2 separate regions of the Homo sapiens genome follow, and region 1 is linked to region 2. A link is a loop called in an ENCODE intact Hi-C map of the cell type or tissue named here. Cell type or tissue: dorsolateral prefrontal cortex. All regions are shown on one strand. Region 1 overlaps SND1 (staphylococcal nuclease and tudor domain containing 1). Region 2 overlaps SND1 (staphylococcal nuclease and tudor domain containing 1).

What was found. A loop is a pair of places that touch in the nucleus more often than their neighbours do. Peaks named below come from ENCODE experiments on the same cell type or tissue, not always from the same donor. Only the 100,000 strongest peaks of a DNase experiment are listed, where the experiment ranks them.
Region 1: it touches region 2 in a loop (1.8-fold over the local background); 1 of 110 quality-filtered maps calls a loop at or near these places.

The regions. Positions count from the first base shown.
Region 1 is chr7:127,790,332-127,795,331 of GRCh38, reverse strand. The region is part of intron 10 of SND1 (staphylococcal nuclease and tudor domain containing 1); the gene reads right to left. Among named protein-coding and RNA genes, the nearest start is that of SND1, 140 kb to the right of the region's middle. In dorsolateral prefrontal cortex, a CTCF peak has its summit at 2,384 (motif pointing right); a DNase peak (open chromatin) is centred at 626; H3K27ac peaks cover 1,477 bases.
Region 2 is chr7:127,937,935-127,942,934 of GRCh38, reverse strand. The region is part of intron 15 of SND1 (staphylococcal nuclease and tudor domain containing 1); the gene reads right to left. Among named protein-coding and RNA genes, the nearest start is that of SND1-IT1, 57 kb to the left of the region's middle. In dorsolateral prefrontal cortex, CTCF peaks have their summits at 1,840 and 2,041; a DNase peak (open chromatin) is centred at 1,997; H3K27ac peaks cover 2,570 bases.

The DNA of each region.
Region 1 (5,000 bases), 150 kb after region 2:
GGAAGAAAAGAAGGAAAGGGTAGTGAAAGATCATAGAGCTCTTCCTTTGCTCTGGAAAGACTCATCTGCAGCAATACAGGCATGAAGTTTTGGTGAATGAAATCTCTTTGGGTGCTGTTTAAATGAGCAAGTAGAGCTGAGAAGAAATAAAATATAATTAGTGTCTCTGCAGAAGAGCATCTTTCTACCTAGCTAATAGTTGTGAAGATCAACTAGAAACATGAATCAACATTAAAAAGGGGAAATTTCCTTCATTGGAAAGGACATTTAAAAAAATCTACAAATAAGAAGCCAGAGTTTAAAAGCAGTAGAGGAAAATGAGCAGAGAGAAAGAAGCCTTCAAAGACAAAAGCAGGTCTAAAGGTTTTCAAGGTAATGGAAACCAGTATGGTAACCGGTGGCAGCAAGGACCAGTATATCACAACTGGCTATGCCCTTCTGGCACTACTTTCCTTTTCATTGGAAGCTCATAATTAACCAGTTGGCCCCAGATCATGTTTTCTAGTAATGGAGAAATCTTCTCCCACATTTCTTACTGTTCATACCCCGGCTAAAAATGGAGAGCCAATGCCCTCAGAAGAGACAACCCCGTTACTTAAAGTACAGGCACCAAGCCAGATGAAACCCATCCAGCACAGGGATGTGCCACAAACCCTCCCACAGTTACAGAAGAGGGGAAAAGAACAGGAGGAAAAGAAAATAAATCTCTGACAACAGGAAACCAATTTTCTCTGTAACAGACAGAAGGAGCGGGTGAGCCCATTCAGAGGATAATATCATTTTGTTAGAGAAATGCTTCTTTGTGTATGTCTTCCTTTCTTCACCATATTAAAAAATAATTATTATTATTAAAGTTTCTTCCTGGAAGAACACAGAAGGGAAAATAAGGCTGGATATGACACCATTATTTAGCTGGTGCCAGTGGAACCTTCAACTGAGCCAGATTTCCAGTCAAATTTGTGCAATGAATTGTTGTGCATTTCAAAACACAAGACTGAATTATGTAAGTGCACACAGAAAGGTCTCCCTTTAGACACTGGGTTTCTGTTTAGTTGCTGCGTCCCTCCAAGGTCTAAATCAGGATGCCAGGTCTAGTGCCACATATTTTATCCACCAAATTCAAAGTATTCTAAGCCTGTGCATAAATATTCAGTAAAATGAGGCCTGTACCTTTTCAGGACAGATATCAGTCTAACCTTAACGAAGGAAGATGACTTTCTTTTACTTTACAGTCTACTTGACATCAATCAGAAAACTTCAACATTTATCACCCACTACTATCATGGAGAAATACGGGCAAATAAACTTAAAAGAACTATGAACAGCACAGACATGTAGATGCAGTACCCAGCTGGCATAGCAATTTCATTATATATATATAGCATGCCTTGCCCCACTGTGTGAAGGGACCGTAACAAACTTGAAGCCATACTCAGGAATTTGTTGGGGTTCTTTTCTCCAGTTGGTTGCACCTAGTAAACAGGCAGGCAAGTCACAGTGCACAGGACAGTCAGGTGAGGGTGGAGGGGAGGAGGGCAAGAATGGGGAACTTCTCGCTCTATAACTGCGGTAGCTGTTCACAGCTGTTTCATCTGTGGGGAATGACATGGGACGTGAGACTGGTGCCTTGATCTGTGAGAACACAGTTTTATATCCTCCTTCATGTAATGTCACCCTAAATACCCTTGTCCTTCCAGCCATAAAATAACTGAAATGGTGCCTGTTTAACAATGTTTTTATGTCAATCCTATCACCATTGCGTTGTGACAATGAAACCCTTACCTTTCCTACTGCTGGCACCCTAACCTAACTCCCTTAACACAAAGGGTTGGCGCCACTCTAAATTTCTACAATTCATTAAAAAACAAAACAAACACCACTAACTCTTTGAGTGGTGCTATCTGCTTGCACATTAAACATATTAATTCTAATCCTCGCAATAGCAAATAAAGCTGGAATTATGATAGCTTTACTTCACTGAGAGACCTGAGAAGTTAGGTGCCCAGAGAAATAACACGCCCGATATCACATATGTCAGAGCAAAAAGCTCCCACAAAGATCTGTCTGCCCCAGAACCTATGACAGTTTCTATCGTCTGCCTCCCAACTGCTGTGGTAGCAAGAACTGGCAGATTACCCACTGGCTTTTCACTCACCACACACAATGTCCCCTAGACCTGAAAAGGTCAATTAATTTCAACACATAATGCGTGCTTGCCCACCCTGGGAAACTCATCAAACTGGAAAAAGTTGGATCTAGTAGTTATGCCCATTATGAAGCTACTGTGATGCAGTTTCAAAACTGATCTTTCTAAACTTTTCCTTGGTGATGCTGGGGCAGGGAACCTGCAAACCCCATTTCTGCCTTGCCACCTGGCTTCCTTAGGCTCTGCCAATAGGGGGTGCCAGAGAGAGCCAGAACTGGAAGAAGGGGCAGATCTTTCCTATTCCTGCCAGTGGCTCCAGAGCACTACTTCTTCCTCCCAGCAATGGTAGCTTGTTCCAGCAGCAGCAAGCGAGTTCAGCTTGCTGTCTTCCCAACACTCCCAGAAACAGGTTATCACACCTCCTCAGATTCATCAGAACCAATCAACTGGCAGCACTCCTGGGAGGTCTGGGTCCCAAGACCTTGGAGTCCCAGTCCTAGTCTCCAAGCTTAGAGACACAAGCATCAGTTAACAGCAGTCTATGTCCCAGCTTCACATGGTCTCCCTCTAAATTTCTATGTTCTTATATGTTTTCTTTTCTTATTCCCCCAACCTTAGAGGGTAGGAGCTGCATCATGTAGTTATTACCTCCATGCTACCCTTAGGGTTCTTTTCTTCACCTTGTTAGTATTCCCATATCTAGCTAATCATCTCTTAAATTATGTTCTCTGTTAAAGTAACTGGTGTGCTTTCTGTCTCCTTACTGGATCCTGACACAGTAGCTAAAAGCACCCTCTCTGCAGGTCACAATTGGACAAAGAAAAGTGACCATCAGATAGCAGCAGTCCACCTCTCTTGATAAACAACACTCTACAGAGAAAATTCCCTCTTACCTATTCCATACCACCACCTTCACCCTGCCTGCCCCCACACACCATGACCACCTCCACTGTGCAGATATGCACAAAAGATCCAATAAAAAAGGAACTAGTACACATAAAGAGCTTCCACAGTTAAAATATGTGATGACCGAGAAATGCTCACAAGATTCAACAATTGGTAACACAAAGTAAAGAGAAGACTTTCAAGTCACAGTATGTGTCTAATCCATGGAATGTGCAAGATATAAAAATTACACAATAAGAGAACAAAATAACCTATAATTTTTTCTACCTAATATGCTGTTGAACACTCTCATGGATAGTGAATCATTTTGTGGTTTTAAAGCCCAATCACAGGAAGGCTGCATTCATGGCTTTGTAAATTGCAATCATGATAGAAATGGAAGACTAAAGTTAGCTTAAATGTGTCAACGTGGTTACTATATTGCATAAAATGGGATGTAAATAAAGTAAGGGTTAACGGAGATGGCAAATCACGGGAGGCCCAAAATACCAGCAAAATGTCATTTTTCTACTATAGCAAGATGAAAAAAATCCCAGATTTGTTATCACATATTTTATCATGCAATGTTTCTGAATGAAGTCTAGGAACTTCTCTTAAGCCAGCTGTCAAAAATAAGTGGAGCTGGGTGCATAACCAGGGCTAAGAGAAGGGGAAAAGGGAAATCACTGTTTAATGGGGACAGAGTTTCAGTTGTGTAAGACGAAAATGTTCTATAGATATGTTTCACAATAAAGTGAATATATTTAACATTTCAGAGCTGTAAATAAAAATGGTGAAGATGGTAAATTTTATGTTATATATGTGTTACCACAATTAAAAAAAAGTAACGTTGGGCATGGTGGCTCATGCCTTTAATCCCAGCAGTTTGGGCAGCCAAGGCAGGTGAATCACTTGAGCCCAAGAGTTAGAAACCAGCCTTGGCAACAGAGTGAGACCCTGTCTCTACAAAAAATAAAAACAGAAATTAGTTGGGTGTGGTGGCATGTGCCTGTAGTTGTAGCTGTCTGGGAGGCTGAGGTAGGAGAACTGCTTGAGTCCAGGAGGTTGCAAGCCCAGTGAGTGGAGATAGCACCACTGCACTCCAGCCAGCCTGGGGACAGAGTGAGACCCTGCCTCAAAAAAAAAAAAAAAAAAAAAAGGAGAGGTAAAGCTCATTTCATTCAATACTCTGCTGATTTATTTAATCTGGGAGAAGCATCAGGAATGCTATCAAATTCAATTTCCACATTAATATAAAAATGTTCAGTATAAAACCCTGATCTTTGGTTAACTGCAAAGATACTTAGTTACTATTTAACAATCAAGCATGCTAGCCCAGTTCTGCTCCTGACAACTATATTCCAAACTGCTTGCTGAACAAGCTCCACGAATGGATCTTATGGTCCTCTTTTGATGTTGTTTCTCCTGCCTAGATGTGACTGCCACAGCAGTGTGAAATATTTTGTTGACTCAGATGCCAAATATTCTTCAAGACATGCTCAAATGCTGCTTACCGACTCCAGGAAGCCGTCTGTGAATTTTCTAATAAAATATCCTGTATTCTCGTAATACATCTAACCCAACTCAGTATTATGCATCTGTAATCCTACAGGTGATTACAAGCTACCTGAAATTAAAAACAGCATCTTGCTCACCTTTTTGATACCACTATGCTCATTTAACCCTCAAAGCAATTCAAAAGAGTCAGCAAGTATTACCTATATTTTTACTTATGAAGAAAAAGAGGCTCAAAGAAATTGAGAGACCCTTGGCCACACCACTAAAAATGGCAGGAGCAAAAGGTGAACTCTAATTTAACTAATTCCAAATTCCATGGCCAATGGATGCTATCACAGGGCGTCGAACAATATTATGATTCCTCTTTAACGGCTTAAGACTTTGAGCAAGAGAAAAACAGTCCTTTTCCTCTCCTCCAAGCACTCAGCTCCTTGTCCTAGAAGAGCTGATC
Region 2 (5,000 bases):
AATATGCCATGTGCAGCAATGAGACTCCTTAAAGGGATCAGGTTCTGAATTAATGTATCATCTGTACTTGGATTATCAGCATCAAATGCAACTCTTCGTGTCTTGGTTATTCCAACAGCTATTAGAAGAATGAAGATTATATCAGAGAAAACCTTTAGGGAGAAAGTGGGGAAATAAAAATAGTTTCTATCAACTGCAGAATTTGTGCTTGCCTAACAACAATGCACATTTACCTCCAGTATGACTTCCCTGTATTTTTCATGTGATGTTTTAAAAGTTAGCATTCACCAACAGGAAGAAACTCTGCAACAGAACTCAGAGAACCAAAATTAGAGCTCACAGAGGAAAGCAAAATGGCACAAACACAGACCTATCTACCAGAGCTCGCTTTCTGCCCTCATCCTGCTGCTAGAAACCAGACACTATGTTAGGCACAATGAGGCAAGCCTAGGAAGGCTTCAGTCACAGATCCATGATCTATGACTGTGCATTTCTGATTCAGTTCTTGAGATGCAGATGCTGAAGCTATTGTACCATCTGGCAAGAGCAACGGCTGCTCCACGAGACCTTTGCTCCTGGCAAATCTCACTTAAAAGACCCACCTCTAACTTGGTATTTTACACTCAATATTAATATTTAAGTATATGCTGTACTGTAGTGCAATATAAATGCTTGTCAAAAATAAGACCCTTGAAGGCATACACTATTTCCTTTTTTCCCCTTGCAGTGTCAAGTAATTAACAGGTGTTAAATAACCACTGACTAGTCAACTATAAAAAAGAGGGATGTGAGCAAGAATACTAGCAAGAACAAGTAACTGTTACCATGTCTTCCCACCCACCAAACTGTGGAGGAAAAAACTCCCTCCTCTCAAATCAAGGCAGGCTGCTTACAAGGAGCACCACGTGAAAGGGAAAAATGGCCACTCTACGCAATATGCCTATTTTGATATGAAGGGCTGGTCTGTCGTTAGCACTTCCCAATCAGTAGCACTCACAAATAGGTCTAAACTTGGAAAATTTAAAAAAAAAAAAAAAAAAAAAAACTCCCTATCAAACAATAAGAATCAAGAGTAAAAAAGAAATAGCAGTTTGCTAAAAAAGAGACTAAAATACATCAGGGCCTTAGAAGAGTTATTTCTGCATTCCCTGCACATACGACATCATTCATGAAGAAGGCAATGGTACAAATATAGCATAAATGTCGTCTGCTCTAGCTTGTAATTTAAAATGCAAATGCTAATGAGCGAACTGGTATATCAGTGGAGTTAATAACCGCATGCCTAGCACAGGGGCTGCATCCAAAACACACACAGAGAAGAGACAGACACCATGTTCCAATTTAAAAATAAAAACACCCAAATTAACCCTAGAAAAATCACTAGCAGATGTACAAGCTCAGGAAAAGGAGGCACACAAGGGCAGGGAAATGGGAACTTCTCCACCAGCCGCAGACTAACCAGTGGATTTAAATATTTTCCTACTCATAGTAAAGGTAAGCATGGGAGTTACGAGGGTTTACTGAGGAATGCTATTGTAACAGCATTACAGAGTATAATAAGTATATTAAGGAAAAACTACAGGGAATCCAGAAAGCTTGAATAGAAAGTTTTCTACAAAGCCTACTTTAGAAGCCTATAAGCTAATCTTGCAGGGAGCCAAATGAGATGTAGATCTCATTTACTTCATCATAGGCAAAGGGTGAAGAAGCTTTGGTTAAAAAAAGCCCAAAAACTTACAAGGTCTAGATTAAGAGGGTCATTTAAGTAAATTGGAAAAAGCTCTAATGATGAAATAAAATGACGGAGAGAATGCAGTTGTGTCTCAGATGCCTTCCAAACATGAAACGAACTTCTGTGGATTGTTCTTGCTCCTCATAGGCCAGTGCTTGGCAGCCCTGCAGCAGAATCTGGGAACACTCCACAGCACTGAGACGAAGAGCAGCTCCTTGGGCTTCCTCAGAGCCCCCCATACATGGGGAATGAGGAAGTGCATTCTGTGGTCAGTGGCCCTGTCCAGTGCCAGGACTGAAACTATGACGCCTCCTCAAGGCCAGCAGGAGAGCAAGCTTGCACATGCTGCCCACATTGGACACTTAAGTGTCTTCTAATTCCCATGTTAATGCTATTTATTCAAATTCCACACAAAGAGCCAGGCCCAAACTCTAACAGATCCAGCCCATCTGACTGGGGAAGCCTCAGAAAAACTTTTGAAAGAAACTCAAGGTGAGCAATGACCTGGAGTTTGGGGAAGGGGGCAAACAGCTTTTCAATGATGAAGAATGGTTTTATTTATTTATTTTTTAAACCCAGTCAAATCTGGTTGAAAGGGGTGGGAGATTTGTGAGGTAGTTTCCATAGCAACCAGGATTAAGTCTTACAGCAGTGTGCACTGTTCACCCTGGCGCTGCCCATTACCAGATTTCAAAGCATTAACCTTTAATTTCAAATTACCAAACCATTTACACTCCCTCTCCTGCATCCAGGTCCTGCCATTTTCTACTATTAGTCTGACCAAATGGACTCCCCCACAGGGCTGGAGTTCTGGTGAGTAGCACAGTAGCTTGTCAACATTACTACTAAGTGGCTGCTGGGAAATGCCCACAGGTTGACAAGATAGTGTTGAATAATCTACACTGAAATGTATTCCTCTGGGAAAGCCACAAGAAGGGACTTAGAACTGAGGCATTTAGGCACAACCAACGAGACAGGTGCTGTTTTTGGAAATAATCCAACAGAGAAAAGCCATCAGATTTCTGGAAGTTTCCCATTCCATCCCCCAGTGCCCACCAGGTGGAAGGCAAGCCAGACAACCCTGCATAGACTCAGACAGAACGCGCTTTAAAGTAGGAGGGAAGGAGAAGGGCCCGAAAAGGAACACCTAGGGAAAAGCTCACAGGACTGACCTTCTCTACTACTCCACTGGCCTCATTAGCTCTGCATAGGACAGGCCTCATTTTCTATCCAGGATGTTTTCTCCCCTTGTCTCATCAGTATTAAAACATGAAAGCATAAGAGTAAAAAGCACAATAGAACGCTTTAGAGTAGAAGAGTAGAAACACTAGTCAGAGAATTCAGGAGGAAGGAAACTCCTCACTGACCTACCCATCCAAAGCTAATCCACAGGCCTATCATCTAACAGCAAGGGTAAATCAACATCTATCTTTTCTTGGCACATAAAACCCAGTAGATGGTAAGGGCTGAACACCCCAATCAGGAGGCCACACCATCCTCCACAGTCTGACTCCATAGAAGGCGATGACACCACTAGGACTATCTTTTGCTAGTTATAGGAGGCCCTAGATAGGCTGGCACATAAATGCCACATCGGCCTTGCTGTCTCCCTCACCTCCAGGTCACCAGCATCACACCAAGATAAGCAGGCCAGTCTGACGGAAATAATTAATTAGGAAGCAGGAGGGCAAGAATTCATCTTTAAGTGTTTTAGCTCCAAGGTCTGTGACTGCCATTAAACCAGGCCAAACAAATCTTATTTTTAGTGATGACTTTATTTATTACTCTGGAATGGGTACTGAACAAATCATGTTTCTCTCTCTTTTACCCTGAAACACTAGATTATGTCATGGAAGTCTGTCTTTTAATTCCTACTCCCAATCTTCAGGTATTGGCATGCTGAGGCTCTTAGCATCTTTGTTCATCCTCCTCTGATCTGACCACCTGCAGTTTCCTGATGTCCTTCCTAAAAGGATGGTCCTCAGATGGTACACCGTACCACCAGGAATGCAATGACTTGGGCTGGGTCAGTACCTGGCTCCACTCCTCTCTGCGTTCTGTATTTCCGAGTTTTGAAACAGCCTTTTTGACAGCAGTTACATATTTACTCTTATTGTTTTATAAAATCTGAGCTGTTCTCATTTGTATAGTATTTAAGCCATGTTTTGCTTACCCTTATGCTTTTAAAATATTTTTTTCTTCATGTCAATACATTCTTTACTCCAGTAGACACAATTACTTTGCTCAAAGGCTGGAACTGTATCATCCATTTCTGTATTCCTAGCATTGTGCCCACTGAATATAAAAAAAAATTATTAAATAACCATGTAATTGAATGACCCACAAGTATGATGAGGCTCATTCTGGGGATGATTCATGGTGTAAAGATGAAAATAATCCTGGTGTAATTGGAGGTTTCATTCACATGACCAGTGGGTGACAGTGTGCCTGCATAGACGGAGAGCTGAAGGTGGAGCAGTGAAGGCTCAATAGCAGAAGAGCTAAGAGGGAGATTTACACACCAATACAAAAGCGGAGAGAAAAATGATTGATTAATATGTCCATTTCTTTTAGGCAACTCTTCCTGAGATCTGATACAGGCCAACTTCTTCTGCCTAGATGAATCAAACCCAGTCTGCCCAAAGAAAATGTAGCAGATCTTCTCGGAAACTCAAATGCCATCGCCCTGAGGAAAACTTTTCCATTCAACAATTGTTATTTGCTCTGTATTCTCATACTAGGTGGCCTATGCTTTTGATAACTGCTCTTTCATATTTCCTTGTTTACATTATTTGTATGGCCATCTACATAACTAGACTAAAAGATATTCGAGGGAGAAGTTATCCTACTAATTTATGTATCATCCAAAATTTATCTATTGAAGACTACTTTTCTTAATCTGTGCTTGTAAAAATCTTGTACTCATTAAAAAACACTACCCAAATCTGTTCATTGTGTTAATTCTTTCCTGTAAGTGACTCTCCAGGATCCCCGGACATGAACATAATTCTTATAATTCCTATAATGATATCTTTAAAAGTAAAGAACTAGAGCAGCTCCAGGAAAGTCTCATGTTAAGCTGCCCATTTCTAGTAATGGGACCCAACAGAAAGTAGGCAATGGAGACAGAATCAAACTGGGATATCCCAAGAGAAAGAATACCCCACTTTACAAATATCCATTAAGTTGCAATTCAATTAAAGCATCTGAAAGGAATTCATAAGTATCAGCAGACCCTGTAATTGCTTAATTAAGGATAGAAGCCTAG